Linked DNA regions of Homo sapiens: all the other regions are linked to region 3. Evidence: chromatin loops called from intact Hi-C (ENCODE). Cell type or tissue: heart right ventricle. All regions are shown on one strand. Links, peaks and the distances in the headings refer to the core of each region. The heading gives the core; the rest is flanking DNA. Region 1 holds the start of ST8SIA2 (ST8 alpha-N-acetyl-neuraminide alpha-2,8-sialyltransferase 2). Region 2 holds the start of LOC107987227 (a long non-coding RNA gene). Region 3 has its middle 59 kb from the start of FAM174B.

Region 1 (10,820 bases), core at 1,295-9,294, 320 kb before region 3:
TGCAGAGCTGAAGATGGGAGAGAAAAATCCTATGATGGGCTTCTCCATTCTCACTGTGGCAGATGCTACCGGCTGTCCCCACCCCCCTCCATCTTTCCCTCCCTTCTTCCAAAACTGAGTCTTAGCTGAGCACACAGAAGCCCAGAATAAGGATTTGTTCCCCGCATCCCTTGCAGCTGGCGGGGGGACACAGGACAGGGTCCAGACAGAGGGGTGTAAATGGGAGCATCTCTGGAGGTGTCAGGAACTTTCCTCTTTCTTCCTTATTATCTCTGCTTCTATTCTATTGCTTGGAACCTGGATTTGATGGAAGAAGAGGAAAGAGTCTCACCTTGGAGATGGTGGAAAGGAAGCTGGAAGGATCAGAATCCCTAAGGACTTCGCAGACTAACCACAGCAAAACCAGTGCTGGCTGCCTGCTGGACGACTGGCACATGAAGAAGAAATAAACTTCTGTTTCGAATAAGTCACTAGCATTTTGGGTTTATTGTCCCTTGTAGCCAAATCCAATCCAAACTAGTATACTCATGCAGCCAAATTGGTCTCTTGATCACCCCCCCGCTCCCAGTTTTCCCTAGTCTGCTCTGACAAATCTGATCTGAGGACTGGGAAGAGAGGATGTATAACCACACAGATGGCATTTGAGGCAGGGGAGAAGTGGAAGAGGATTCCCAAAGGGACATTTTACAAGAAACTGACTTGGCACCAAGAGTCTCCTTCCTCTGTCCAGTGTTTGGTGCCAACATCCCAGCGGGTCGACATCCTGGCAAACGCTGCCATGTCTTTGGGGACTATGCCGCTTCGAGTTTACTTTAGAAACAGTATTTCACCTGGCATGCTCACAAAGGCATTGTGACTTTGGCGACCTCCTGTTGCCACTGGTCCCTAGTTTTGTGCTGGAGGTGGCTCATGCTGGCTCTTCAATACAGTCATTATTAAAAATGGAAATATATCAACTTGAAGTTCAATAAATTATATCAAAAACAAAGGCAATAAATACTCAGAACTCATCACTTCCTAATTTCATTTTCCACCCTTGACCATGATCTATGTTCTTGAAGTTATCTTGTTTCTTGTATGAATATGGTGGGAATACTGTGTCATGCTGGGCGGTTCACATCTTTTCCTAACTCTGCCTTCAGCAACGTGACGATGATGGTTTGAAATTGACCATGATGGGAACAGGTATTGACTGGGGTTCTTTCCTCCTAGATAATGTGGGGCCAGAGAGGAATAAAAGTCCCTATCCCTTCGGAGTTTCCAATCTCACTGAAGTATCACAAACATGAAATAAAATATTATGTATGAAGGAGAACTAGAACTGAACTCAGCTAGGAGGCAGGAGAGCTAGAATCTGTTCTCAGCTCTGAAACAAGTGGTGGGACTGTGGGCAAGTCTCTTGGTCTCTCATCACAGCGTTTTTCATCTAGAAAATCCCATTGGACTCCAAGCTCCACCAGGGGAGCAGCTGCGTTTACCCCATTTGCTGCTACATCCCAGCCCTCCAGCATAATTCCAGACATGTAAGAGGCAATGAAGCAATGCTTGTCAAGTAAATGAATGAGTGGGAAAGCACCATCTCCACCAACCCTTCCAGCTCTGAGAATGTGGAGGTCCATGATCCAAACTAAGGTTAAGAGAAGTGGCACAAGACTGAGAGCCAGGGATGGTCAACACGGGCCAGTTTCCTCAGATGCCTACAAGGAAGGGGCCATGCTGGACTCTGGGCAAAGGTGGGCAAGCCAAGAAGTTGGGCAAGCCAGGAAGTCTGACTGAGATCACAGTGATCATTCCTCGAAGCCCTGGTGAGAATCGTGAGCGGACATTCCTTTTAGTTCTTCTCTGTTGTCTGGTACCTGACTTCATGCTTTGGTTCAATACTGCCTTGAATGCCAGCTGAAGAGTTTGTTAAACTCCCAGCAAAACAAACAAACAAACAAACAAAAAAACATTGAACCATCCCCCTGCCCACTACCACTTCCAGCTCGCTGTGGAGCTCATTCTCACACCCCTCCCAAGATCTCTTGCTGATAGTCTCGGAAATATTTACAGCAATCGCCTGAGTACATTTCTTTTCTTTCCTTGGCTAAACTATAATTTTGCTATTTAAAAAAAGTTACAAAAGGAATGCAAATGTGCCCGTTAACTTTTCCATATTCTTACCACTCTGAGTCTGATTTTAAAGCGGAAAACGTTGCATTTGTGAGAATACTCAAATTTAATGTAAATTTCTCAAGATAAGGCAAATTCTCTCATTTATTAGCAGTGCAGAAACACAATAGCCAATGAATGTATCCCGACTATGATACTCTACCTGTTGACATCACCCTCCCATCCTACCCAGTCCCAACACACATACAGTTCCCCCTTCAGAGATGATGAAAAAGCAAGACCATTACCACTTTGTAGTTATTTCACATTCTAAATTGCTCTTGGAGCGAGTTCAAAGGTGTTAGGTCAGAATTTTGAATGCGATTGTTATTATTTATTCTTAAGGTTTTTTTAAGTCTGAATTGATTGAAATAACTCGTTTTTTCCATGTGGAAAGATGAAAACAGAGATTTATTACTATAGTCTCACAAATGATGAAGGGTGTGCAGTGAGTGAAGATAGATTTGTTCCCAGAATCCTCACATGCCAGAACTAAGGGCACATAGTCAGAATTAAAGAAGATGCCTGTTTACAAATCTATTTAGAATTGCCCCACGTGCGGAAGAGGATATTGGCCATCCCACAGTCCCACATGTTGCTGGGTCAGGGTAGGAAATCAGCTTCTTTGAGCCTCAGTTTCCTCAAATGTAAAAGGGAGATAATGATATCTATATGAAAGGATTGCCAGGATTAAATCAGAGAAATAGCCCAGGCCAGCGCCTTGAACTTGTGTGCACTCCCAAATGTTAGCTCCATTCCCCCTTGCTCCCTCCCCCGTCCGACTTGCCCCCATTTCCAGCCAGTCACTTGGACAAGTTATTATCAATACAGACCTTACTACTCCCAAGAAGTCGCTCAGGTGAAGATTCTGCATAGCTGGGGTGGAGAGGGGGAGTTTAGCCCTATGTGTAAATGGTAGATACAGTTTTAGAGTTTCCACGAATTCAGGCTTTGGGTGGTTCCCCATTCTCCAGGTTGCAGCTAGAAGGACAAACATGCCCTCAGCCAGTGTCAGACACAAGGAAGGGGTGTCCATGTGTGACCCTGTTGGGCTCCTTTGAGCTTCTGAAAAGCCTCTTGGCCCTCTGTCCCTCATTACTACAAACTGCCCAGGGCCTTACCAGTTGCCTGAATAGCTTATATACTCAATTAATTTGAGTTAAAATGTTAATGGGTGGTAATGGCCTTTAATTTGCCACCACTTCCTCATTTTAACCCAAACATTCAATGACTTAGTCTACAGAAGTGATGGCTGTAGGACCTTCGGGCTTCTTGGAAAATCCAAGGCAGGAAAAGAGACTTGCTTAAACAGAGGGGTAAGCAGGAGGGGAGGGGTCAGGGTGGCCAAGCCAAGCACATGCCCATGTGGCAGTTCACATCACCAGTCTGACATTCTCCACCAATCTCATCAGTCTTCCTCTTTCCAGATTCCAGGAACAAACTCATTTTTGCAGAGGCAGCAACGGGTGGTGTATGTACACAATCACTTGTTAAAGGAGCTGGCCCAACGAGACCCAAACCTAAGTGATCACAGATAGCAGGTATTCTATAGTCAACGATCACAAGGGTCCCCCATCACCCTCCAAGAAAAATCCCACTTCAGTGACTCTCATCGCAAGGACAGCGTCTATGTGAGGAAGCTAGCTCTACTTCCGAGCAGGTATACTTGAGAGATATTGCTCTGTGGGTCTGATTACAGGGATCTCTCTATATGGAATCGAACCATTCAACAAAAGCTTCCACTGTTTCCTGTCCACTCATATGACTCTGGTCTGGTGGGTGCAAAGAAGGAAGACTGAGCCTGGGATGAGAACATGGGCCACCTAACAGGAAACGGAAATAGATTCTGCTGTAATCGTGGGTCACCTAACAGGAAATGGAAATAGACTCTGTTGTAATTGTGCTTGCAGCAATGAGGTTGACCCGACCTGGTGAATTTAGTACCACGGCAACACTTCCATGATGTTCTGCATGGTAAGAGTGCAGTAGGTAGAGAAGCAGAGAAGCAGAGAACAGAGGAGAGAAAGGTCAGTTTCTTCTTGCTCTTTTGGGGGATCTTATTAATCAATTATAAGTGAGCCAGGAGACCTTAGGTCTACTGCAGCTCAAATCCCCTATCATAATTAGACACCTGAATGTCTGTCTCCCTTGTGAACAGTGAGCCACTAGAGGGCAGGAAACCCGAGGTGTCTCTCTCCACTTGGTGTCTCTAGCTCCTAGCACAGAGCCTGGTACAAGGTAGGTTAAATATTGCTGCACGTTGGAGTGAGTGGAGGAGCGATTCAAATACAGAGCAGCATACCAGGCGCATCCTGTACTTTCCTCTCCCTATTCAGGTATCCCAACCATTCCCTTCAGAAAAACAAGGCAAAATGATGACAAAAACCACTCCACACCTCCTAAACCACCCTTCAAGCAAGACAAAGGGAAAGATTTTGGCATTTTGAAAACTTGAAATAAGGATGGTTAGACCCCGTGCCAGCCACACTGATGGGAAACTCTCCTTTGACGTCTCATCCCTGCCTCTAACAGACAGGGAGAGTGACGTCCAACATTGTTCTCCACATCAGAAAAACCTCACCCCAAGAAAAATACATGGTATTTTCGAAGTGCTTACTGTAAAAGGAGCAGGGTGCGCTGACTTCGCCAAGGAATGGGAAGGAAATGAAGCGCTGAGGTGGGAATTAGTACACGCTTCCTCTGGGGAAAAGACATCTGCTCCTGGCACTCCTCAAAGGAGGTGAGGCAGAGCTCTCCCTTGACGCTGTGCTGCTTCCCTAATCCATTCTCCAGGCTGGGTGATGGGACCTCTTCCTGCAGGGGAGAGCCTGCCCTGGCTCCCAGGGTCAACAAGGGCAGCAGCCCCCGGCTTGGAAGCCTCCCTCCTGCCCCTCCTTACACACGAAGGGGCAGAAGGGCTCTGGGCACAAGCAGTACTTTGGTAGAAAATCAGAAGGCCCTCTTACATCCCCGGGGGCGCCATGAAGGGACTTGGCTGCTGCCAGCCCCTCGCCAAACTCCTCTGAGTGGTCCAGGGGATAAGGCCGACACGCCCCTCCCATTCACTGGGGTGTGGTTTCCAGCACTTAGGACATTCCATGTAGCTTCTCCAACAGGACTCCTCCTCCCCACACTCAAACCCAAAGGACCCTTTCATAAACCAGATGATCATTTCTGGAAAGTTACATTTCTTAATTTCAGGAATTGTTCCAATTCGTGCAAAGAAAATAAAAGGTAATTATCTAATTCCAGTAAAACTTAATGGGGCCCTTCCCACCCCTGGCCAATGGTTGGTGTGAAATGTAATTTGACTTAAACTGTCTAAGGCTGTGAAAGTGTACAATATTCGGAAGGGTGGGGGGCATTACCCCTTGTGGGAGCCATATTTTTCTAGAAGGCATTTTGATCAAGACAGGCCTCCCGCGGTTATTGATCTTAGGGTCATTGAGAGTCCAAGAACTGGGGAGATGAAGGCCACCCGGCGTCAGCACCGCGAGGGCGGAGGGAAGGCGGGCGCTGAGTCTCCCATTGGGGTTCTAGCCGAGGGTTCCAGCCAGGACTGCGTGATCTGGGGGCAGCTCGGAGAGCTCTCCCGACCCAGTATCGGGTCTATAAATGGAGATAAAGATCAGCACCTGGAGGGAGTGGTTTCTCGAGGGCTGAGAGCCTCGCCCACAAACTGTAGTCAGCATCTTCACTGAAGTTGGCCTGTCTTGGATATTTCTTCTCTCCTCCCCTTCCCCCACCTCCCCTCCTAATTCATCAACTGCTGAAACATCTGCCTGGCTGAAACCGCCTTCTCGCCGCGCGCTGGGGGCTGTCCCCAGGTGTTGGTCTTTGTGTCGAGAAAACTTTGCGAGGAGGCGAGGGAGCTGGACAAAGAGCGGGCGAGGGAGGGCGTTTGCCAGCCTGAGGGGTGCGCCGGGCGGTGCGCGCACTTCCCTGGGCTCAGCTCCGTACCCGGTCGCTCGCGGTGGCCAGAGCCCAGTCTCTCTAGGCCAGGAGTGGCGTCCGGCTGCATCCCCGCGCCCTCGGGAGCTGAATAAAGCCAGGCGGGAGAAGCAAAGGCTAGCGCCTGGACGCTGGAGTTGGTGGGAGGAGGCGAGCAGAGGCGCGGAGCAAAGCTGTCAAACTGCGCGCGGAGCCGGGCGCGGGGCGGGGGAAGGGAGAGGAGGGAGGGAGGGGCAGGCGGGAGCCGGGAGGGAGCGAGCGGGCTCGCCGCGCCTGAGCAACCCCTGCCTGTCGCTGCCGCTGCCGCTGCCGCTGCCGCCGCCGGCCCGGACTCGTCCGGAGCGCAGGGTGTCTGCCCAGCTGCGCGCGGCGCGCGGAGGCTCCGGCGTCCGCCGCTGCGCCCTCCGGCCCCTGCTCCTCGCGCCGGCCCGCGTGGGTCCCGGCGGGCGCGAACCCACCATGCAGCTGCAGTTCCGGAGCTGGATGCTGGCCGCGCTCACGCTGCTCGTGGTCTTCCTCATCTTCGCAGACATCTCAGAGATCGAAGAAGAAATCGGGTAAATAGCTGCTCCCAGGCCCGTGCCACGAGCCCTGGCGGGATCTCTCCCTCCTTCTGTACTCTCCACCCTCCGACCCCCTTTGTGTGCGCCGCGCCCCGCTGTAGCTCCGCTGGAGAGATGGGGACGGTTTGGCAGAAGGTGGCGGCGACAGGGGCCCGGGACGGTTTGGGGAGAGGAGGGTGGGGGCGCGGCTGCTGTGGGGTGTCCCCGGGCGGGGTTCACGGGAAGCCCCCAGCTGGCCCGCGTCGGGAAGCGGACTCGCCCACCCTGCCCCCCTGCCTGGCGTGTCCAAGCGCAGTGTCGCCGGGGTCGAGGGAGGGCGCCGGGGAGTGTCTCGGGCGGGCGGAGGGGCCGAGAGTGGAGGGAGGCAGGAGTTTCTTTGTCTCCAGCACGGCCGCTTTCTCGCCTTGGCAAAGTGGGCAGGGGGCGCGCAGGGATCTCTGAGCTGGGGGAGGGGTTCCTGGGGCCGGAGCGGAGGGCGGGGTTCTGCATGGGCTACTGGGAAGCGGAATGTCCCCTGCACACACAGACAGGCACACGCGCCTCCCGCCGGCCCGGGAGCCCGGCGTAGGAGCTGGCACCACTAGAGAAGGGCTCGCATAGCTGGACTGAGACCCCCCGCCCTCGCCTGGCTTTGGACGTTCAGCCAAGCCACGGCAACCCCGGCGACCCTGGGTTCCTGTGCGCTCGCAGCGCGGAGACGGAGACATTTCGGGAAAGTCTGTACCGCCGCCCGGTGGGCTTCTGGGCCCTCAGGCGGGCGATCTGGCGCTTTTTTTCTCCCGACCTCGCCAGAGGTAGGGTGGGACCGCGAGCCCGGATCCTCCCGGCTCCGGACTTCCTGGAGTGCGCACTTGAGGCGCGGGACGCACCGGCTGTGTGTCCCAGGGGCTGAGACTCGCGCCCCGCCCCGCAGCCTTCGGCTCGCCGGGCCGGGCCCCTCTCCGGAACCTCCAAAGGGCGGTAGACGACAGGTGGGGAGGCAGCCGGGGTTCTGAGGAGGCCCGAGGAGAGCTTCCTGGCCCTGGGCAAGGGGAAGGTGAGGTCTCAAAGAGGGCAGAAGGTCTCTTCTTCTGTGGGATTTGTGCTCTGCCAGGCGCTCTTCTCGAGTCCCGCGCCGCGTGCGCCCCTCCTTTGTCCCATTTGTTACTTCATTTGTTATCTGTGCTAGTTGAGGGTCCGCCACACTGTCAGTCCCTCAAATGGGAGATGCCAGTCCTGGGCCCAGGCGGGATGCCGAGGCCCCAAGGACAAAAACTTGTGACAAGTGCCGCTTCCTGCTCTCATTTTCTCCCTGCCCCTGCCCATCTCCCTGGAATTCCTTCTGTGAACTCCGCTGGGCTTCCAGAACCCCTCTCCCTGCCTCTTTCTCCTCTCATTCTCGGTTTCCCCAAGAGCTCTGAAAACTTTCACAAATGCTGCGCAGTTAATACACAACGTGCCACCAATTCCCACGCAGAGATAAACATGCTACTTTTCATAGCTGCTCGCCTCAGAAACGTGGATTGGAAAGGAAATCGGGCAAGTCACGTCTTGGGGTAATGGAAGATGCGGTGAGGAGGGCCTTCCTCTAGGCTCTCCGGCTTCTGATTCCGGATGTGGGCACTGCCCGGCTCAGATCACTTGCTGACCTTTGCCCATGTGAGAGGGAAGGCCCGGCGCTGCCCATTGTCCTGTTATAAAAACATAAGTGCTGTGCTTATCCAGGCACCCCTAGGTCAGCCATTCACTGAATTCTTACCAAATACCTTCCACATGCTGGGAACTTTTAATTTTTAAAATGCAATCAGGAGATCACTTTGCACATAATGTTGCACTTTCTTGCCAAATGCACGGTGAAGCCTACGCTCCCCACATCAGGTTGTTCCCATATATGTACGCACCCCGGGGACTTGTCTCACTTGAGTGCTCCCTGCTTCTTTTTATCCTGTCTCTGCTGGGCCAATCCTAGGAAAAAACGGTCAAACAAGTACGATGTGTCACCTCCTGTGGCATCTTCCTTCCCTCTCTTGCCTCTCGTCCCAGGCTGACCACTGGCTTGACCAGTCCTGACCAGGCCTAAGACACCCTCTCTCCCAGGCTGATGTAGCTGCCTTAGGTCAACACTGCATATGCCTTTCGACTGGGATGGGCACTCTTGCCCCACCCACGGTCAGCCCCACACATGTTTAATCCAGAGGAATGGAGGCATATTTTGGGATTCACCATGGCTGGAGGAGTAAACACATGGGCAGAGCATGGGAATCCCAACAGCACCTTCTGTCTGCTTACAAGTGAGGGGTTTCTTTTTGTTTGTTTGTTTTTGTTTTTTTTTTTGTCTTTTCTTTTTTTCTTTTTCTTTTTTTTGAGACGGAGTCTCATTCTGTCGCCCAGGATGGAGTGCAGTGGCACAATCTCGGCTCACTGCAACCTCCGCCTCCCGGGTTCAAGCAATTCTCCTGTTTCAGCCTCCCGAGTAGCTGGGATTACAGGCACCTGCCACCACACCAGGCTAATTTTTGTATTTTTATTAGAGACGGGGTTTCACCATGTTGGCCAGGCTGGTCTCAATCACCTCAGGGGATCTGCCCACCTCAGCCTCCCAAAGTGCTGGGATTACAGGCGTGAGCCACCCCTCCCGGCACAAGTGAGGTTTTAACACTAAATTCATTCTTGGAATTACCCCAACTTTGGGCAGCTGGGCTCAGTGCCCAATAAGAGCCTTGGCACAGTGGCCAGTGAGGGGCGTCAAGAGGGCTCCGCCTTCCTCACCATATGCCTTCCTGGAGACCTCGAATCATACTCAGGCACAAGAGGCTTTTGCACCAGCCCTGCCCCTCCATCCCCAACTCACTCCGGACCTGTGCTAGGGAGGATTACAGATGATCTGCGCGTGTCGGCCCCTGGGAGAAAGCGATGGCTCTGTAAAAGGATGGCTGTTTCTGGAAAGTAATGAACAGTGGGACCCTGTGATCTGTTGGAAGGAAGGAAAGATAGAAGGAACCTCTTTTGGGGGTAACTTTTTCAAGGATTAAGGAATTTTAAAAAGTGAAAGAAGAAAGTGAATTACATGTGTATTATCTGGAGGGATAAAACTGAGATTTACTTTTCTGAAGCTTTTGATTCTCTTTTTTTTATAAAATGAGGCTTTTAATGTGGTGGTCTCAGAGGTCCTGTCCTGCCTGAAAAGTTATACATCATGAATTGAGGGGCAGGGCTTTCTTTGAGGGGAGTTTTCTGAGACACACATCTCTTTTCCTTAGTGATTATTTTCCAAAGTTCCATTTCTGACTCTCTTGCTCTCATTGAGCTGGAGCTGACTAAGAAAACAAAATGTAGAAAGATAAGTTCTCTGCAAAGCACCTAGAGAGTCCTGCCTGGTAGCCAAGGAGTGAATTCAAATTCTAAGTCAGAAATTGGGTGGGGCTTTGGTAAAATAGGCCCTGATCAATTCATGCACACTCCCAAGTTTTAGATCCAATTCGACCAAGTTGTAAGCTAAAATCTTCTGATTGTTTCTTGGCCTTTAATCTTGAGTGTAACTTCCACTAGGGGATTGTGAGGCGTAGCTGTCTTGCCCATCATGGTGTCCATGGAACTGGGCACACAAGGCATTCAATAAACATCTGTTGGATAAATATTTTCCTGAGTCTGGCACAGTGATGGGCACACACAGCATCCTTGGGCAAAGTTGAAACTCAGAGCTGGCCGGGAACGGTGGCTCACGCCTGTAATCCCAACACTTTGGGAGGCCGAGGCAGGTAGATCACCTGAGGTCAGGAGTTCGAGACCAGACTGGCCAACATGGTGAAACTCCATCTCTACTAAAAGTACAAAAATTAGCCAGGCATGGTGGCGGGTGCCTGTAATACCAGCTACTCGGGAGGCTGAGGCAGGAGAATGGCTTGAAACCTGGGAGGAAGAGGTTGCAGTGAGCCAAGATCACGCCATTGCACTCCAGCCTGGGCGACAGAGCGAGACTCCATCTCAAAAAAAGAAAAAAGAAAAGAAAAAGAAAGAAAGAAACTCACTGAGCCTTGGGACAAGAAGAGAGCATAGGGCTCTCCCTGTAGAAACCTTTCCTTTTTATCAGCTAGGGTGAATTTGACACTGAGAAATAACATCACTAATCTGAGATCACAGCCTGGCTGGTTAAGGGCAGAGCAGGCTTGCACAGGT
Region 2 (10,820 bases), core at 1,871-9,870, 440 kb before region 3:
AGGAGCAGAGTCAAAGCCTGAGAAGAAAGCGAACATGATGGATGCTCAGCATTGCAGCATTGCAGCAAAGTAGGGTGCAAGAGCAGTGTCAAGAGATGACTCATAAAAGACTTGATAAGCTGTGTTGCCCTGGTAGCACATTTCAAAGCTTCCTGCCTCCCCTACCTACTGGGGATGAGAAAGGGAGCTGATGTTGACAAAGCCCAGGACAAAATTGGGCCAGCATAATTGGTATGGAGCTTCCCCTGTAAATGCAATGAGCTTGAGAATTCCAGCCTGTTGGTGCATTCCCTTTGCTGGACTATTTGTGTTCCCTTCATTGGCCTCTTCCTTGGAATTTGCTGTCTTCTATCACTTTCTTATCAGAGCATCTGGTGTCTAAGGGGTGCTTAGAGCTGTCTTTTATTCCAGATGGGCCCTACCCTGTGGAGGCTAAGTGGCAACTGCACTGGAGCCCAAGGAAAAGGAGGCAACCTCCAGAGCCTGATATCTACCTGGTCTCTGCTTAGGGTCTTTTGGCTGGTGGCAATGATCTCACATGATAAGCACAAATTTCTGTTCACTGGGTAACATATAAACTGGACACAGAAGAGGCAGCTAAGGGTGTCAACATACCAAAGGACAGGTTGTATGGAATTTGAATGTATAAAAGTTGAAGGGTTGCTTAGATCTTTCTTGGAGAGTGGGTATGACAATGATATCATATTAGGATCTGGCACAAAGTAGGTGCTCAGTAAATGCATGCTTTCTTTCCTGCCCTTCACGGCTAGCTGAGCTCTAAAGTTCACAAAAACTTAGCCAAATTAACAAGTCAGCTGTGACAATCAGTTGCAAGACACAAAACGGGCCCTAAAGAGGATAACAGGTTGGAAACATTTTAGGGGAAAAAACAGATCATTGCACCCTAAACACACATTTAGGACCTACACTTTCTCAGGCATTGTACAAGGGATTGTGAACCAGGTGAGTAGTTTGCCCTTGGGAAGCTATCGGTCTTATGGTGAGCCAAGTCCACACAAAGGATATTATTATTTGACATCCATGCACATAAAGAGCCAAGAGATGGGATGACTTGAAGAGGCATCCTCTCTCTCCCAGCTGGGAAAGGTATGGAAGGCTTTGTGGAGGAGGGGACATTTGAGGAGGGAGAGGTAGGATTTGGATTCTAGGGCATAGTATCACTGGAATAGCTTCCAGGGCAAAGGGAATAGAATGAGTCAAGGCAGACATGAAGGAAACATGGGGAAGAGCAAGCAGTTCAGTTGTTATAGCACATGAGATATGCCAGATGTCAGAACCAGGGGAAGGCAGGTTGGCAAGTCCCATTGGGATTAGATGGCGGCAGGTCTACAGGGCCAGCCTTCACGCTTACTCCAGGAATCCATCCTGCTCTGGCTGGAGCACCCCAAGGACACTGTGGCAGGACTGGATGTAGTGGATGTACATGGCTGAAGATAAATGCTTGTGACCACCGGCTCTGCACATGTTTGCTGCATAATGATGGAGCACCAACCCAGGCTTCTTCCTACCAACTGCATTGAAGGAGCAGTTGCACTATTCCCAGCTCTGATAACTGCCTGCCTGGCCCCTTTTCCCTTTATCACATTCCAGAAAACTGCTGTCGCACTCTCTAGGGTCAACCTGTCCCAGGCAATGTGGTCAAAAGACACAATCAAGACCCAGGACACAGAACTGCAAGCAGACCTGCAGCAGAGCCCGCCTGGGATGATTAATTACAAGAAGCAGCTGCATCCCTGACCGCTGCTTGGCAGACTCGGGGTCACAGCTGTGCAAAAGTAGCACCTGCTTTGCTTCAAGAACTTCTTCATGCCCGTCAAGCAGCCTTTTACAAGAAGACAGCAGAGTACCTAAATATGTGCCTCCCTTGAACAAGCCACGTTCCATGTATTAATCTTGCCAAAGGACTTTTTATTCCAGCATGTTTCCACATCTCAATTTTTACTGTTCTTACATCCTAACTAGCCTGTGGCCAACAGCTGTCATATTCATCCATTTAGATAACACTCAGGTATTTCCTCTTCTTCCTTAGCCTGGAACATTCCTGATTGATGGTCATTATATTTGCCCTCTTTCAATCCTCTTCACATCTGTATTCCATATGGTAAGAGGAAGGCCCTCCTACCAGGGGTGGTGATCGACAATTAAAATTACAAGATATATTTCCAACTGAATGCCTTGTTAAACAGCTATAAGAAACCTCAAATAAAATGACATGCTGCTGATAAAAAACTATTGGCCCCAAAGGGATGATCCCAGGGAGAAACATACATTCCTGGCTAACACGGTGAAACCCCATCTCTACTAAAAATACAGAAAATTAGCCAGGCGTGGTGGCTGGCACCTGTAGTCCCAGCTACTTGGGAAGCTGAGGCAGGAGAATGGTGTGAACCCGGGAGGCAGAGCTTGCAGTGAGCCGAGATTGCACCACCGCACTCCAGCCTGGGCGACAGAGCAAGACTCCGTCTCAAAAAAAACAAAAACAAAAACAAAACAAAATATTCCGTGACCAAATCTTCAACATAAGCAATAAGGAGGCACCTGCTTTAAAAATTACCTCATGAAATCCAACAGCAAGTGGCGCGTTAAAGAAAGTCAGCATTATTATCATTGGCAGATTAAACTGTGCTCACAAAAGACTCAAAGATGATATAAAAAGGCCTTCACTGCTAAAGACGTTTTCACTTCAAAGTGCATTGTCTAAAAGATTAGAACATTTCTTTTTCATAGAAACAATGATGGTGAAGGTCCCAGGCTATTCAATAAAATTCTGTTAATCCACAATTATAATGAAGAACAACATTGCCAAGCCACACCACTTCCTATTCTCCAACACATTCTGCTCCCCCATCTGGGTGCCCTTTGCTTGTGTATACCTGTCAAATCATACCTAATTGTGGAGACACGGAACAGGTACCTCCTCCTCCAGGAAGCCTTCCTTACAACCTCAGACAAAAGAAAGCCCTCTCCATTGCATGTTTCCGGAGTCCTCTCCTTTATCATTTTCTATAACAGTTCTTACATTGTGTGTTATACAGGCATCTTATTTGTCCTCTTCAGCTGGGAGTTCCTTGTGGGAAGAGATTATATCTTAATAATCTTGGACATCCTACAGCCTCAATGATGATGTCTTAAGAAGGCTAGCTCTTTCGTAAAAGTGTTTAAACTGAAAAACAAATGGCTGCTGTTAAACCAAACAGAATAATGAAGACTAAATGGAACTTTAAAAAAGTGACTGATCATGCCTGATCTATAGTTAGGTGCACAGGAAAGGCTAATTGTAAACTGAAAAACAACAAAGAATTTTTTTAACACAGCATTCCATTGTATGTTTATGCTATACTTTATTACATTAACCTTTAATTATTGAACACATCCAGCATTTTTTTCATTCATGAAGAATCCTGCAATGAACATAAATGTACTATCAATTCTGTGAATGAGTATTATTTTAGAATAAATTATTGGAAGACATACATGGGCATATGCACTGTTAAGAGTTTATGCAAATTGATGCTTCTAAATGGAAATTCTTTTAAAGTTCCACCAATAGGTATAAGTTTTGCTGTTGTTTTCTGGTAGATTATTTGGCCCCAGTTAGGGACATTTTTTAAATCCACAGTTTGTTAATAGTTTGCTCTTGAATGGGTGCTGAATCATATCTAGGGCTTTATCCAGGGCAGATAAAGCACCTGCCCTGGATGTTCTTCTCGGTTCAACCCTCAAATCCACACTGTCCACCTTTTCTAACCCGCTCTGTGTGAGAAGGGTGGCTTTTTTGCCCTCTGGCTATTGGTTGCGGTCAGCCAATGGGAAGGACCTTCAGGAAATCTAAAGGGGTATGGGTGGGGGAAGAGGGAGAAATTCAGCAAATACGCTTTCCCGGCATCCTCCTTAGTAACTCATCAGTAGCTTCATTTCTCTACCAAAGACCACAGATTCTACTAGATGTTCCCACACCACCATTTCTGAAAACCATCCATCTCCTTGCCTTTCAGGCCTTGGGGGTCAGGGGATGTGCAGGTGGCAGCTCCCTACTTTTCCTGGGCCTGGGATGCTTCACCATGTCTTATTGGGTTCCCTTAACCCAACAGCACCTCTGCAAAGGGTTCCTTTGTTAGACTCTCCCCATTCACCCTTCTGAAATTTCCATCTATTTTTTGACAAGATTAGACTAACATTGTAATTGGTACCAGGAGTAGCTCCAGGAGCAGAGTGGAAGCCCTTAACCATGAGCAACAACATAGACACAATTTCTAAAATGAGCAGGGGTGTCTTTTGTGGCAATGGAAGTATTTTGACCCACAGCATCTATGACTAATTGAATTGTAGGGTCCCTAGAAATGAAATCGATGGGTAGACTTACTCAAGTGTACTTGACTCATGTGGAAAGAAACTTTCTGGTTCTGGTGAGCAGAATCCTAATACAATGAATCCTAATACATGGAATCACTGTAATGGGATTCCATGGCCTCTTGCCCACTTTCCAGACCTAGGCCAGTACACAGAACCAGAGTAGGCTGGATTCTTTGAGGAAGAACTCTATAGTGCGACCACATGTATACAGTGTGCATCTACCTCCAGGCCTTCCTCAGAGGGCCCTGCATTTATTTCCAGGGTGACTATGCAGTAAGGAAAAAGAAATATCCAGACTTTCCAAGGGCTATAAGAGTCATCTCTGAGCCGATGTCAAGCCCTAGAAATTGAATTAATTTCTCAGTGGGTCTGGTGGGACCCACCCTGATTCATTTGTCCAGTTCCAGCATGTAGAAGGCCATCATCAAAGATCTGAGAAAGACAGGGGTCCTGGGTCTTACCATAGTGGCCATTTATTTAGCTTGTTGGGCCTGTACAAAACTCAGATAAGTCTGGAGAATAACTGTACATTATCACCTACTTAATCAGGTGAGGATGACAACTGTAGCTTTGGTTCCAGATGTGGTAATTTACTGAGAAAATCAGTACAGCCACTGGCTACAGGTATGCAACTATTAACACAGCAAATGCCATTTCTTCGATTTCTGTTGAAAAAGATAACCGGAAGAGATTTGTCTCCACATGTTTTCCCTTGAGACCATGATAACTCCCCTGCTTCTTTGTCATAATATAATGCACAGGGATCTTGATTATTTTGATATCCCATAGAACATCATGTGTGGGCACTCCCTCAGTAACAGTGTGCTCATTGTACACGGTAAGGAAAACTTCCCATCATGAACTGGGTAGCATCTGAGTCACCAGATCATAGAGGTGGGCACAGCACCTGTAGTTACATGGAAAAGATCTAAATGAGACTGACTCAAACAAGTACAGAAGGTACAAGTAAATGGCATGAGCACGTAGCTTTCTCCCCGTCAAGGTGCCTCTTCCTTATGCTTCACTACTTCTCCCTCTACCCACACTGATGACCTCATAGGGAATTCCTGCTCACCAGTCTCCAGTTTATGGAGGGGTTTTCAGGGTGTAAAATCCACTAGGAGTGGCCTTCAAAGAGTGGTGAAGGGAAATCCTCATTTGGGCAGACTTTGGGTAGTACAGTCAGATGGCTGCCTATTTCACCTGGAAGAGAAGAGCAGGAGTAAGGCTCAACATTGTCATTGGCAGAGGTTAACAGGTAAGTGACTGGCTAGAAACTTGGAAAGACCAATACTGGAAAATTGGTGATAGGGAAGCCTGGGCTAGAGATGTGTGGGTGGGTCTCTCAGAATGAGCACAGAGAAGACAATCATTTCTTACAAAAATGCCCACCAGAGGGCATCCACTCCAGTGCCAGCTCTCAGTAATGACTAAGTGTGGATGCCAGTTAGCCTCTTTCCCCAGCCACCCCAGTGCTTGCTCAGGCTCTTATCCCAAGTGGCCCTGAAGGTATGGCTGGGGTCAAGAAGCCTGGACTTTCCCCAGCGAGGCTTATTTGGTTCCTGACACCACTGAGTTCCCTATGAGCCAATGGCAAGTATGGCCCTAATCCCTGAGTATACCAAGCAGCCACATAGGACACATTGATTCCATTGCTCCTTTCATCATGGAGGGGGCAACAAATTTGGCCTCACCATGATAAATGCCTATTCTGTTAATAGACTTACTTTTCTTGCCTATTGTGCTTCCACATGCATCATGATTGGTGCCTTATCAGCTGCCACGTTACCCCAAACAACATAGTCTCCAGCAAAGCAGTTGTTCTATAGCAAAAAAGTATAGCCTTGGCTGGGCACGGTGGCTCACGCCTGTAATCCCAGCACTTTGGGAGGCTGAGGCGGGCGGATCACGAGGTCAGGAGATCGAGACCATCCTGGCTAACACGTGAAACCCTGTCTCTACTAAAAATCAAAAAAAAAAAAAAAAATTAGCTGGGCGTGGTGGCAGGCGCCTGTAGTCCCAGTACTTGGGAGGCTGAAGCAGGAGAATGGCATGAACCCGGGAGGCGGAGCTTGCGGTGAGCCCAGATCGCACCACTGAACTCCATCCTGGGCGACAGAGTGAGACTCTGTCTCAAAAAAAAAAAAAAAAAAAAAAGTATAGCCTTGAGATTTACTATGTGCCCCATCACCTAGAAGCAACTGCCTTAATAAAATGGCAAAGGTTTGATTACAAGAACTGGGGGGAAACAACATTCTGCAAGGTTGGGGAGCTACCCTACAGGACGTAGTAGATGCCTTTAATTAGCAGCCAATATGCAGGGCCACTACAATAGCCAGAATGCATGAGTCTGGGAGGTAAAGTGTGGATGTGGGAGTTGTCTCTCTCCCTATTTTACCAAACAATCCACTGAAGAATTGCTTTCCCTTGTTATGACCTTGAGTTTGATGGGGTTGGAGTGTCTGGTGCCTAAGGTAAGAAAACTCCCGCTAGAGATCACAGCGATATATCAATAAAATTATAGCTTGACACTGAACCCCAACCACATTATTTCTCATACCACCAAACTAACAGGCGGAGGAGTCACTCTACTGACTGGGGTAATTAATCCCAATGGCTACGGGGAAACTGGGTTGCTGTCGTGCAATAGAAGCAAGTGAGACTGTCTGGTAGACAACGGTTCACCGTATTGGCGGAAAATTGCAGAAATCCAGTAAAGACAGGACCACCCAGAGCTTGGATCCTGTGGAAATGAAGGCTGGCATCATTTCACCAGGAAGGAAACTCATTCATCAGAGTTGCTGGCAGAAGGTAAGGGGAACAGGAAAAAGGTGGTGAAAAATAGAGCTAGGATGATCAGCTTAGGCTTTTGACCAGTTAGCTGCTGTGACTTACGTTCCAAAATTGTTTCCTGCCCTCCACCTTTTGGGCCTGAACTTACACTAAAAAAAAAACAGGCGAGGTTTCACATGGTGATACTATTGAAGTCATATCAGCTCAGATAATTTCTTTAATTTTCTCTTCTTCATCTTCTTCTGTTTCTCCTCCTGGAACTTCTATTCTGCTGACTGAGTCCTAGCTCTATTCTTGATTATCTTTATCTTTTTATTATTATGGCTCTATTGATTGTTTTTATCTTTTATCTCTATTAATCGCTTGATTAATTTATCTTTTCATTTGTAATTCTCATCTCTGACTTTTGCTTTTGCATTCCAAGAGAATAACATTAGTTGGTCTGATTTCTAAGACTTTTTCTGAAGTATCCATTGTGATATTTAGGCTATTTTTTCTTTTGGAAATTATGTGTTTTTCCAAGATCTGTTTTTTCTCAGCATTGCCCTTTCCCATGGCTGTCTGCTCCTGTTTTATAAACATGATCTCTTTCCCAATCTCACTGCAAATATGAATTCAGTGTGTTTGAATTCCTGTTTTCTGGCACTCTGCTTGATCCACCTCTTCAAGCTGCTAATTTTTGTTCATTTTTATGAAGAAAAGTTGAGATCAGTGGTTTGAGGAGTAACATATCATAGTCCCTTGGAAAATGTTTTTTCAAAATACATATACCCAGTTTCCCTTTTTTTCTTCCAGTGCCCCATTTCCCCACTCCCAATAAAAGTATAACAATCTCCAGTAAAAGCTGTCTAGATAAAGATATTAATAAAAAACATAATCTATCTACATAATTCTGATATGCTTCCTTCCTCCACATGGAGAATCAGCAGGCTAGTGTGCACAGCACACTTAAATGATGTGAACTCTGGGAACTCAGGCCATTATTTGATTAACACGTTGGTTTACTGTGATAGTAGGTATGTAGGTGCTCTGTGTGTTGGCAGTGGTAGCTCATAAGATAAACTTCCTTCCAGGGACAGCAAGCCAGGAATGTTGTTGGAGTCTTAGAACAACCTGGTTATTCCCCAGTCTCTCTTTCTTTGTAGCATTAACTAAAAGGGCCACATATCTCAAACGCTGGAGCCCCAAGATGGTAGAGCACAATCAGTTGAGAATCCATAGTGACTGCTGATCCCTATGAATCATAAGCTTTTGCTGTGTTAAAACACCAAGACTATGAAATTCTTGTTTTAACACAGAATAACTTAGTGTATTCTGATTATTTAGTATCTTGAGTGTTGTTTTCCACATGACACATCAGAATTTTCCTATACCCTTAAAGACTATACAAGAATGAGACTTTGAATGGCTCCACAATATTTCATCGTAAGTTTATGTACTGTAAATTTACTGACCTAATCCTCTACTGTTGAACATTTGGTTGAAAACAGTTTTAGAAACTATAAACAATGTTGTAACAAACTCCATTGTGTTTGGCATTCGTTCATTGTCAAAATTTCACTAGTGCTACTCACATGATTAGAAATGATTACATACTGCTACAAATAACAAAATATTAGTGTACCATAGATTTAAGAACTATAATGTTTTTATTTGAAGATGACATGATTGTTTACATGGAAAATTCTTGAGAATCTACAAAACAAGTAAAACTAATACATTTATTTAATAAGATCAGACCATGTAAAATATGCATGCAAAAATCAATTGTATGTTATGTACTAGTGACAAACAGTTGAAAATGGAATTAAATAAAAACAATTAAACAGAGAATACCACAAAAAACATAAAAATTTTAGGATTTAATTTGTAAATACATGCAATATCTCTACATTGAAAATTACGAAACATAACTGAGAGAAATAAAAAATAGCTAAATAAATAAACATACCATTTTCATGGATCAAATACTCAACATTTTTAATATGGCAGTTCTCTCCAAAGTGATATATAGATTCAACTAATCACAAGCATAATCTTACCTGGGTTTTTATAGAAACTGACAAGTTGATTCTAAAATTTATATGGTAATTCTTGCCTCCCTGACAGTAGCTCAGCCTCCAGGACTCTCTTCCAGCATGGCTGAAGACACCTCTTCACATAAGATGGTGACAACAAATCACAGGCGCAGTCTCACCAAAATCACAGATCAGTTGAAAATCCTCATCAATACCTTCAATCAAAAACCTTACCCAGGTTATGCTACCAAACAAAAACTTGCTTTAGAAATCAATACGGAAGAGTCCAGAATCCAGATTTGGTTTCAGAATTGAAGAGCTGGATTCCAGAAAAGACCAGAACCTGGGACTTTAGAATCAAGCCAGAGCCATGGGCAAGATCGACCTGATGCAGAGTTTCAAAGTAGAGAAGCCAGATGGTGTTGTACCACCTACAGCGCCTCTCAATTAAGCACTCTCATCAAGGCATCTATGAAAAGCCCATACCCTGGGATTGATTCCAGAGAACAAGTTGCTGAAGAAATTGGTGTTCCAGAGTTAAGAGTCCAAATCTGGTTCCAAAACTGAAGATCTAGATTTCATCTCCAGAGAAACAGGGAACCTGTTGTGTCCTTAGAACAAGAAGACCAGGGGCAAGATTTCTGAGGGACATCAAGGTACAGAAGATACACAAAATGGCACCAACCTCACTAGCAATTCTCATTTCTATAGAGCCAGAAGGTGGTGGACACAGTCAAGTTCAGTGTATTTGATATTATCAACTTGGGCCCCAAATCTCTCTCACAGTCTTCCTGGGAGTCTATCCTTCTGCTGAAACTGCAAGCTAAGCCCTCTGAAGATGGTAAAGGACACGGCCAGGTGCGGTGGCTCATGCTTGTAATCCCAGCACTTTGGGACACCGAGGCAGAAAGACTGCCTGAGCCCAGGAGTTCAAAACCAGCCTGGGCAGCATAGCAAGACCCTGTCTCTATTATAAAAAATGAAATAAAATAAATAAAAAGGACTGTAGGAGGCAGAGACAGGTACAGGAGGCACCACACTACCCTATTGACACAGCCTGGATCCAGAGTTCAGCGGACCTTGAGACAATGAAAATAAACTTATTAATAATCAAAATAAATAAATAAAAATAAAATGTATATGGTAATTCAAAAGACTTAAATATCAAAGTCAATCTTGAAAAAGAAGAGAAAAGTTAGAAGACAAACAATCTAAATCAAAACTTACTATAATGCTATAATGATCAACAAACTCGTCCTGGTATGAAGATCAACAAATAGATCAACAGAACAGACTGGAGTTCAGAAATAGGCCTATAGTTACAGAACGTGATTTTTACAAAGGTGTCAAATCTTTTCAACTAATAGGGTTGGAGTAACTAAAATCCATATGGAAAACAACAAACCTTGACCCCTTACCTCATACCACACTCAAACACTAATTCAAGATAAATCAGAGACCTAATTATGAAAGGTAAAATTATAGGGCTTCTTGGAGAAATCACGGAACATCTTTGCAAGCTGGGGGTAGGCAGAGTTTCTTTAGACAGGTTACAGGAAGGCAGTGACCATAAATGGGAAAATTTTTATAAATTAGACTATCAAAATTAAATACTTTTGATTAAAAGACATCATG
Region 3 (10,820 bases), core at 1,812-9,811:
TCCTCTCTCTCCCCAACTTGAGTCTAGTCTGGCTTCTTCACCAAAGGGCCTGTAAGAACAAAAAGCAGATCGAATTCATAAGCTCAATAAATAGTTACTGCATGCCAGACGGGGGTCTCCCAGGCCCCCCGACTCCTCAAGCCCTCTGAATGGTTGAAGAACCTCCTGTTGCAACTCTTCCCCTAGAAAAGAATTTCTTTGCAGCATGCCCACTTCAGGAAGCTCCCAGTGCTGCGTGAAATCTCACCAGCTCAGCACTGGCCTCTGCCCTTCCTCCTGGCCAGCCGCCCCCTTCGCCTCTCTGCTCTCAGCCCCATCAGCCTGGGCCCCCCTCGAGCTCAAGCCTCTCCAAGACTGTTTCTGTTGCTCTCTAATTGCTCAGTGGAGATACCATCTCTTCCTTTACCAATTGTTCCTGCACAGTAAAGAGAAACCACCTGGCAAAGATCCAAAAACCAATCATCCTACAAAGTTATCACTGGCTCCTTGAAAGAAAATCGGACCTATGTCCTGCCCCAGGCTCTCTCTCCTCCCAAGCTTTCTGACTCCTCAGTGAACCTGTTGCACTCTATTTCAAAAATATTTCCTGCTCCGTTCAAATTGCAAAGGGTGAACACATTTAATGAAGTCCGAGACGACCCATTTCCCCCAAGCATCCTACCATGTGTCTAGTAATGACAACACTTGGCCTCTTTATCAAACCCACCAGCTCCTATGCCTGCAGCCGGCAGCCTCTGCTTGCCCCAGGGGGGAGTCCTTCTCAGCAGAAGCTGCCCTGAGCAGATCAAATCTTCGGATATCATTCAGGTGTCCTGCTCAGTCTGTTCCTAACCAAGCCTGGGGCAGGAACCCTGGCACAGGTGGTGGTGTTCAGAGGAAAGAATGTGGGCCAGGAGCCTTGAATGGTCCCAAGGGCCTAGGATGATGCTAGGTGACACTGATCTGTTCCAACTAAGACTCTTACTCTTGGGAATCAGCTTAGTAGCTTCCAGTGACAGTCCCAGACTCTGGCACTGAGAGGAACTCAAGAAACCACTGAGTGCAGGGCTCACGGTGAGCACCTCTTTGCTAAACATGCCTCATATGAGGACAGGATGTCAGTAATGTTGTGGTGGGGAAGAAAGATGTTGGCAAAGGGAGGTAGAAGGCCCTCTGCAGCCAGATGGACCTAAGCACCTCCCTGGTTCACTAATTTCTGCATTGAGCTTCTGTATACACCGATACCATTTTTGACTATTACTGTATGCCGGGAACTGTGCTGAGAGCTAGCTATACATACCTTAGTTCATGTCTTCCTCTAACCCACCCAGGTGGAAGGAATATACTATGAACCCCAACCGACAGGTAAAGACATTGAGATTTAGGGCAGCTGTAACTCACTAGTATCATCGAGAGTCCACCAGGGCACTGGTGTGTCCGGAATTGGTGGGTTCTTGGTCTCACTGCAAGAATGAAGCCGCGGACCTTCGCGGTGAGCGTTACAGTTCCTAAAGGCGGCGTGTCCGGAGTTTGTTCCTTCTGTTGTTCGGATGTGTTCAGAGTTTTATTCCTTCTGGCGGCTTCGTGGTCTCACTGGCTTCAGGAGTGAAGCTGCAGACTTCGCGGTGAGTGTTACAGCTCTTAAGGCACCGCAGCTGGAGTTGTTCGTTCCTCCAGGTGGGTTCATGGTCTCGCTGGCTTCAGGAGTGAAGCTACACACCTTCGTGGTGAGTGTTACAGCTCATAAAGGCAATGTGGACCCAATGAGTGAGCATCAGCAAGATTTATTGTCAAGACCGAAACAAAACCACTGCGGCCTCGGGCAGCCTGCTTTTATTCTCTTATCTGGCCCCACCCACATCCTGCTGATTGGTCCATTTTACAGAGAGCTGATTGGTCCGTTTTGACAGGGTGCTGATTGCTGCCTTTACAATCCTTGAGCTAGACACAAAAGTGCTCCACCTCCCCACTAAATCAGCTAGATACAGAGTGTGATTGGTGCATTCACAAACCCTTAGCTAGACACAGGGTGCTGATTGGTGTGTTTACAAACCTTTAGCTAGATACAGAGGGCCAATTGGTGTATTTACAATCCCTTAGCTAGACATAAAGATTCTCCAAGTCCCCACCAGACTCAGGAGCCCAGCTGGCTTCACCCCGTGGATCCCACACCGGGGAGGCAGGTGCACCCGCACTCCTCAGCCCTTGGGTGGTCGATGTGACTGGGCACCTTGGAGCAGGGGGCGGTGCTCGTCGGGGAGGCTCGGGCCGGGCACAGGAGCCCACCGCAGGGAGGGGAGGCTCAGGCTTGGCGGGCTGCAGGTCCCAAGCCCTGCCCCGCGGGGAGGCAGCTAAGGCCCGGCGAGAAGTCGAGCACAGCAGCTGCTGGCCCAGGTGCTAAGCCCTTCACTGCCTGGGGCTTGTGGGCCGGCCGGCCGCTCCAAGTGCGGAGCCCGCCGAGCCCACGCCCACCCGGAACTCGCGCTGGCCCGCAAGCGCCGAACGCAGCCCGGGTTCCTGCCTGCGCCTCTCCCTCCACACCTCCCTGCAAGCTGAGGGAGCCGGCTCCGGCCTTGGCTAGCCCAGAAAGCGGCTCCCACAGTGCAGCGGCGGGCTGAAGGGCTTCTCAAGTGCCGCCAAAGTGGGAGCCCAGGCAGAGGAGGTGCCGAGAGCGAGCAAGGGCTGCAAGAGCTGCCAGCACGCTGTCGCCTCTCACTGGCATTCTCCCTCAGGCCCGTCACACACCAGATACCACGCTCGTAACCACTGGGCCACGCTGCAGAGTCTCCTGACTAGGGAGCTAAACAATAAATAAATGTGGCCTAGCTCAGCAGCTCGGGCGGCGGGAGGAGCGGCAGCGGCAAGGCAGCCCAGTTTCGCGAAGGCTCTCGGCGCGCCGCGGCCCGCAGGCACCCGGCACGCGCCTTCCCCGCCGCCAGGATGCCCAAGAGGAAGGTCAGCTCCGCCGAAGGCGCCGCCAAGGAAGAGTCCAAGAGGAGATCGGCGCGGTTGTCAGCTAAACCTCCTGCAAAAGTGGAAGCGAAGCCGAAAAAGGCAGCAGCGAAGGATAAATCTTCAGACAAAAAAGCGCAAACAAAAGGGAAAAGGGGAGCAAAGGGAAAACAGGCCGAAGTGGCTAACCAAGAAACTAAAGAAGATTTACCTGCAGAAAACGGGGAAACGAAAACTGAGGAGAGTCCAGCCTCTGATGAAGCAGGAGAGAAAGAAGCCAAGTCTGATTAATAACCATATACCATGTCTCATCAGTGGTCCCTGTCTCCCTTCTTGTACAATCCAGAGGAAAATTTTTATCAACTATTTTGTAAATGCAAGTTTTTTAGTAGCTCTAGAAACATTTTTAAGGAGGAGGGAATCCCACCTCATCCCATTTTTTAAGTGTAAATGCTTTTTTTTAAGAGGTGAAATCATTTCCTGGTTGTTTATTTTTTGGTACAACCAGAAAGTAGTGTGGGATATTGAATTATGGGAGGCTCTGACTGTCTCGGGTGTCAGCTTAACATTCCATAGATGGGGGGTTAGTTTTTATATCCCATAATACAAAGCATATTAAATGGCAATATGGAGTCAGTCCTGCATTTAATGTCTTGAACATTCTAAATTACTTCTATTACCATGTTGTTTTTTAGTAGAATTGTTTCCTAAAGAAAACCACTCTTTGATCATGGCGCTCTCTGTCAGAATTGTGTGTACTCTGTAACATCTTTGGTTGTGGTAGTCCTGTTTTCCTAATAACTTACTGTGCTGTGAAAGATTACAAATTTGAACATGTAGTGTACGTGCTATTGAGTTGTGAACTGGTGGGCCGTATGTAACAGCTGACCAACATGTGAAGATACTGGTACTTGATAACCTCTTAAGGAAAATTTGCTTCCAAATTTTAAGCTGGAGAGTCACTGGAATAACTTTAAAAAAGAATTACAATACATGGCTTTTTAGAATTTCGTTACGTATGTTAAGATTTGTGTACAAATTGAAATGTCTGTACTGATCCTCAACCAATAAAATCTCAATTATGAAAAAAATAAAAATAAAATGTGGCCTAAACAATAAATAAATAAATAAATACCAATTTCTCCAGGAAATGCACATCAAACCCCACCGCAATCACTTCATACCCATTAGGATGGCTCTAATTTTTTTTTAATCAGAAAATAAAAAATGTCAACAAGGATGTGGAGAAATTAAAACCCTTGTGTACTGCTATGGGAAAAAGTATGGCGGTTCCTCAAAAAATTAAACATAAGTTCCACTTCTGAGTATATGCCTAAAATAATTAAAAGCAGGGACTCAAATTTTTAAATGTTTATTTTTTTAATTATTTATTTATTTTTAATTTCAATAGTTTTTGAAATAGCCAAAAGGTGGAAGCAACCCAAATATCCTTAAACAGATTAACGGATTTTTAAAATGTGGTCTAAGTAAGTGGAAAAAGAAAATGTAGCATATATACACCATGGAACACTACTCAGCCATAAAAAGGAATGAAATAATGTCTTTTGCGGCAACTTGGATGGAGCTGGAGGCCATTATTCGAAGTGAAGTAACTCAGGAATGGAAAACCAAATACCATATGTTCTCACTTATAAGTGGGAGGTAAGCTATAAGTAGGCAAAGGCATAAGAGTGATATAATGGACTCTGGGGACTTGCAGGGGAAGGCTGGTCGGGGGGCGAGGTATAAAAGACTACACATTGGGTACAGCATACACTGCTTCAGTAACAGGTGCACTAATATCTCAGAAATCAAGGCTGAAGAATGTATCCACATGGCTGGGCACGGTGGCTCACTCCTGTAATCCTAGCACTTTGGGAGGCAGAGGCAGTCGGATCACCTGAGGTCAGGAGTTCAAGACCTGCCTGGCCAAAGTGGTGAAGCCCCGTCTCCACTAAAAATACAAAAATTAGCTGGGCGTGGTGGCAGGTGCCTGTAGTCCCAGCTACTCGGGAGACTGAGGCAGGAGGATCGCTTGAACCCAGGAGGGGAAGATTGCAGTGAGCCGAGATCCTGCCACTGTACTCCAGCCTGGGCGACAGAGCAAGACTCTGCCCCCCAAAAAAAAGAATGTATCCACACAACCGAACGCCACCTGTACCCCAAAAACTATTGAAATAAAAAATAATTTTTTTAAAAAAGGAAGAAAGATATGTGGTCTATACGTAAAAGTGGCAAAATGTGGTGATACACACACACACACACACACACACACACACAGGAATATGATTCAGGCTTATTAAAAGGCAGGCAATTCTGGCACAGGCTACAGCAGGAATGAGCCTTGAGGCCATGATGCTAAGTGAAGTCAGTCCATCACAAAAGGACAAATGGGACTGTGGCATTCCGCTTCTATGGGGTGCGGAGAGTGGTTAGATTCCTCCAGACAGAAAGAGCACGCTTGGCTGCCAGGGCCGGGGAGAGCGGGGAGAGGGGAGCGGGAGTTATCATTTCACGGACGCGATGTTTCGTCCCCTTTGATGAAGCGTTCTGGAGATGGGCAGTGGCGACACTCGCCCATATACGCAACGGCTGAGTGCACTCCATGCCACCGAACTGGTTAAGATGGTAAATTTTCTGTTGTGTGTATTCAACCACAATTTTTTAAGCCACTTTCTCCGTTCTTTCATTGAGAACTCCGGGGATCAAAGAAGAACGCCAGCTGCGGTGGACCGCTGAGGAATGGCCGGAGTCCGGGCGCGAGCGCCGCTTCCCCTCGCCCTCCTCCTCTCCCTTCCCGCGGCCCCTGGAGGCCGAGACCCATCCGCGTCCCGCGCGCGCTTTCCTCAGAGGCTCGGCCGGGCGCCCTGCTTCGAAGTGGGCCTGAGGAAGCCTCCGCCTCCGCCGCTGCTTTCTCCCCCTTCCTTCTCCAGCGGCTCCTCCAGGCCGCTCCAGAGACCCCGAGGACCCAAGGACGGTGCCGGGCGGAAAGTCTGTGCGAAGCTGGTGAAAAGGTTGCCCGGAGAGAGCGGAAGCTGTGAGGATGGGCAAAGCGCCCCTGCCCAGCCGCCCCGCCGCAGAACCGGTACACGCGCCTGCCCGCCCCGGGCGCCCCTTTGGCGCTGAGCTTTTCGTGCGGGGCGCGCATCCCTCTCCACTCCGGCTCTCTGGCGCCATCTTGTGTAGCTTTCTTAAACAGCCACAAAATGCGGATCTTTTAGGTCTCTAGTAACATGATTTCTCAAGTACAAAAATAGTTTCCGATATCTTATTGAAGAAAACATTTTCTTCTCTACAAGAAAGCAAAGTTTACCCATTGTTCTAGCACATAATGAGCAAGGCTTTGTTTCCTGAACATATTCGTAACTATTTCAAGGATAATCTTAAGTATAGAAGTTGGTTTTAGTCTAACGTCTTGCCTTTCAGAAACGACTTGGGAGACAGAAAGAAAGAAAAATGAACGTTTAAAATTTTATCAGAGCCAGACGAGGAGCAGGATAAGCCAAATATATTATAAACTCGTTTATATAACCCCTGTTATCTTGACTCAACAAGTAAGGTGCAAGTAGGCACAATTTAAACAACCACAAGTAGAATTAATATAACTGCAAGTCTAGTCAATTAATACAAAGGCACATGCAGTCCAGGGACCCCTGCCCCGTGATGCTAACAACTGAATCCACACTCACAGATCTGCTGATCTATGGGGTGGGCTGTGTTGCTAAAACCAAAAATTGACATCTCAAAGAGGGAGCAAATTAACACGCAATTGTGAAGAAAAATCCATCGTTGGTTAATCTAGCAAAAGTGCTTCCTCTAGTAAATTTAGTATCTGAATGTCAAGTACCAACTCAGAAGTTGAGACAAGCCTTTCTAATTCTCATGGAATTACAAACAAATTTTTTTTATTCCACAAAGAAATAAAGAAATACGAAGTGCTTCCAGCAAGTTACACGGGGGAAAGGGGAAAAAAAAGCCACTTTGGAGCTACAGTCCCACTTCTAGTTATTAGTGTCTTTGAGAGGGCTTTACAGTATCCGCTCTGCTCACAGGAGGCCTTAAGCTGCGGGGAGATTCATGGGACTCAGACGCAGGCTGTATTCTTGAGATCCAGCCAGGTTTTCCACCGACTCACTTCACTTTAGAGTCTGCAGAGTTCAAACAGAACAAAGAAGTAATAGGATCCTGCGGCGGGGAAGGAAGCTGGAGCCTTCCACACTTGGGGCCAAGCTGTAAGCCAAAAGATTAAGTTATAAAAGCAGATTCTTACAACTTGAAGTAGAGAAAGTCTCAATAAGGAAGACACAAACCCAGGAGTGGGAGGCTGCAGTGAGCTATGATCACATCACTGCATTCCAGCCTGGGTGATAGAGTGAGACCCCGTGTGTAAAAATAATAAAAAATAAAATATGGTAAAATATCGATTTAAAAAAAAAAAAAAAGAAAAAGAAAAAAAAAAGAAAGACACAGCACTTCCCCAGCAAGAAGGAAGGCCTATGGATGACACTTTTTTTTAAAGTCACATTTCCCAAAAATGCAAGGGTATCATCGCCGCAGTAAAAGGAGTCAGGCTCTGAGGTCGGAGCGCCCGGTGTGACTTGAGACAGCTTCAGCAGCAGTTCTGGGCCCCAGGACTCTCAGCTCCTCCTCAAGGTTAATAATTCCTGCCTCAGAGGACTAAAAGGAACAAAAGTGTAGCATCCCTAGGACAGAGTCTGGCCCAAGCAGGTGCTCAGTATATAGCAGGTGCCATTCCAGCAATGGTGATGATAATGACAGCCCTACCATTACTGAAGCAAACCTGCCACCCTCTCCTAATGGGCATTCGCATTCACTTACTAACAATAGCTAACACTCGTTGGGTACTTACTATGTGCTGGGCACTGTGCATCAAATTATTTCACTTAACCTGTGGGGCACTTAAATGTAGCCACATCTAATACCCCCACTTTACAGATAACAAAACAGGTTCAGAGAGGTTAGGTAATGTATTAGTCAGCATAGGCTAACTACTGTAACAAACAACCCCCAAAACCTCATGGCTCAACACAAAGTTTACACCTCCCCCATATCCTGGTGGCAGGAGCATGAGAGAAAGGACTCACTCTAGGGTCACTCAGGGAGCCAGGCCCCTTCCATATTGTGACTCCTCCACTGCCTGCCCCTGTGTCTGCTGCTGGATGCCCTGCTTCTAGCTACAGCTGAGGGAGAAGAGACTAAGAAAATCCAGAGCTCTTACCCACCTCAGCCAGAAGTGGCATGTGGCACTTCTGCTCAGAGCCTGCCAGCTTAGTCTGTTGGCCCCACGTAGGTGTAAGGGGCAGGGAAATAGTCTATTGGTATTCCCAGGAAGAAGAGAACAGAAATGGAGATTGGTGTGCAACAATCGTTTCTACAACAATGAACTTGCTTGAGATCACATGGCCAGTAAAAATGGAAGTGAGATGTGAACCCAAGCAGTCTGAGTTCACACCCTGACCTCCTAACCATGGAGCTACACTATCACCTAAGGAACTGTGGAGGTTTTTGAACAGAACCCCAAAATTCTTTACCATTCTTCTAATCAAGAGGTGGGTCAGTGTTGAATCTGGGCTTTGTTAGTCTTTGACCAGTAGAATACATCAGAAATTACCACTATGACCATGTCCAAGGTCTTAAGATGCTAGCAGCTTCTACTTCCTATCTCTTGGGACACTCACTTTTGGAGCCCAGCTGCCATGCTGTGAGGAAGCCCAAGCTAGTCTATGCTGAGAAACCACATGGAATGGCCACCTATATTTGTTCCAGCTGGCAGACAAGGAGGGGTCCCAGCCATCACCCAGGACCAGCCACCAGACATGCAAGTGAAGATGCTTCCAGATGATTCCAGGCCCAAGAAATCAAGTCATCCTCAGCTCCTGAGTCTTCCCAGCTGAAGCTCAGACATCATGGAGCAAAGACAACTCATCATGGCTGTGCTCTGTCTCAATTCCTCCACTCATTTCTAAAGATCCTAGGTCCTGTGGATCCTACTTTCTCATATCTCAGCTGTGCCCCAGATTCATTATTCAATTTGTGCCCAAGATATTTAAGATTCCTGGTGTGAAGTACATTTGAAAATGTACATTTGTGGGCCGGGCTCACGCCTATAATCCCAGCACTTTGGGAGGCTGAGGTAGGCGGATCACCTGAGGTCAGGAGTTCAAGACCAGCCTGGGCAACGTGGTGAAACCCTGTCTATACTAAAAATACAAAAATTAGCTGGGTTTGGTGGCATGCACCTGTAGTCCCAGCTAGTCAGGAGGCTAAGGCAGGAGAATTGCTTACACCCGGGAGGCGGAGGTTGCAGTGAGCTGAGATCGTGCCATTGCACTCCAGCCTGGGCAACAAGAGCAAAACTCCGTCTCAAAAAAAAAAGAAAAGAAAAGAAAAATCGACATTTGTGGTCCCATTAAACACCACAAAGTTTAACTCTTTTGGAAATACAGTTCACAATTAAAACAAAAGTCACTCTAGTGTACCCTGCTAAATTAAACAATTTAGTATATCTCTTTGGTGAGACCAGACTTCTGCAAACCTCACACCAGAAAACAGGTTTAACAATTTTTCATAGTAAGACAATACACTTGGGACTTGAGGGTGGACAAAGCATAAGTAAGCTTAGAAAATGATAATGAACATAAGAAAATAATTATGCTGTCTTTAAACATGATGAAACCATCTCATTAAGCCTAAATTAATTTAAAGGTCAACAATGCATAATTTATGTGGGCTCATAAAATGCATTATGTAAATGATGATTAAACCAATATCCTCTTTTTTTCTTATCTCTGTCCTATTAACTCTAGAAACACTAGAACGCTGGTATATGCTATGTGATAGTAACAAATTTGAAAGATACCAGGTTTTCCTGACACTATTTCTCTTTTTTTTTTTTTTCTGAGATGGAGTATCGCTCTGTCGCCTAGGCTGGAGTGCAGTGGCGCGATCTTGGCTCACTGCAACCTCCTCCTCCCAGGTTCAAGCAATTCTCCTGCCTCAGCCTCCCAAGTAGCTGTGATTACAGGCAGCCGCCAGCACGCCCAGCTAATTTTTGAATTTTTAGTAGAGATGGGGTTTTACCATGTTGACCAGGCTGGTCTCAAACTCCTGACCTCAAGTCATTCACCCACCTCGGCCTCCCAAAGTGCTAAAATTACAGGCATGAGCCAACACACCCGGCCGCCTGAAGTTACTTCTGATAAAAATAAATGCCACAGACACCAAATTCACTGACATTTTAGCAAATTCCACAGTATGGGGTCCCAGGAGATCAGTGCTGCAAGGGAGGAGCTTTAGGAAAGACTACAGAAATGAAGTAAAATAGCCCAAGACAAAATATGCCAGTTTCACAATGTGGCTGGGAGCTGTCCCATATGACTGGGACATACGTTTTCAGTACTAAGGAGCTGAGCCAATGTGAGTCCCTGTGGAGAAAGATGCCCTGATTCATTCAACATTCATCTGTTCCAGGCCCTGAGAATACAGATGCAGAAAAAAACAAAACAAAAATCCCTGCCTACTACCCAACTCGGGCCAGGCAGAATGGCTCTTGCAAAGACAGATAGCGAAAAGGGCCCTCAATGGAGTGAGAACCCAAGAATACACCATCAACATTCCCAAGCACATCCAGGGAGTGGGTTTCGAGAAGCATCCTCCTGAGCACACTCAAAAGCCTCTGGAAATTTGCCATGAAGGCGATGGGGACTCCAGAAGTGCACATTGATACCAGGCTCAACAAAACTGTCTGAGCTAAAGGAATAAGCAACGTCCTATGCTGTATCCATGTGCAGTTGTCCAGAAAACATAATCAGAATGAAGATTCACCAAACAAGCTCTACACTTCAGTTACCTATACCTATTACCACTTT

Evidence for each region. Peaks named below come from ENCODE experiments on the same cell type or tissue, not always from the same donor. Only the 100,000 strongest peaks of a DNase experiment are listed, where the experiment ranks them.
Region 1: it touches region 3 in a loop (3-fold over the local background); 22 of 110 quality-filtered maps call a loop at or near these places.
Region 2: it touches region 3 in a loop (4-fold over the local background); 25 of 110 quality-filtered maps call a loop at or near these places.

Annotation. Positions count from the first base shown.
Region 1 is chr15:92,387,504-92,398,323 of GRCh38, forward strand. ST8SIA2 (ST8 alpha-N-acetyl-neuraminide alpha-2,8-sialyltransferase 2) reads left to right here and starts at 6,378. Exons shown (of 6, transcript NM_006011.4): 1 at 6,378-6,659. The coding sequence starts at 6,562. In heart right ventricle, for the core only: a CTCF peak has its summit at 4,321 (motif pointing right); no DNase peak of the experiment used is centred there; H3K4me3 peaks cover 2,072 bases; H3K27me3 peaks cover 4,797 bases.
Region 2 is chr15:92,272,178-92,282,997 of GRCh38, forward strand. It overlaps LOC107987227 (a long non-coding RNA gene), which reads right to left and starts at 5,571. Exons shown (of 2, transcript XR_001751663.2): 1 at 5,450-5,571; 2 at 4,826-5,039. It also overlaps the pseudogene DUXAP6. In heart right ventricle, for the core only: a CTCF peak has its summit at 5,762 (motif pointing right); no DNase peak of the experiment used is centred there.
Region 3 is chr15:92,708,889-92,719,708 of GRCh38, forward strand. It overlaps the pseudogene HMGN1P38 and the pseudogene RPL31P6. Among named protein-coding and RNA genes, the nearest start is that of FAM174B, 59 kb to the left of the region's middle. RefSeq lists silencers at 5,817-5,866, 5,977-6,126. In heart right ventricle, for the core only: CTCF peaks have their summits at 6,096 (motif pointing left) and 6,298; a DNase peak (open chromatin) is centred at 6,073; H3K4me3 peaks cover 1,134 bases; H3K27ac peaks cover 1,114 bases.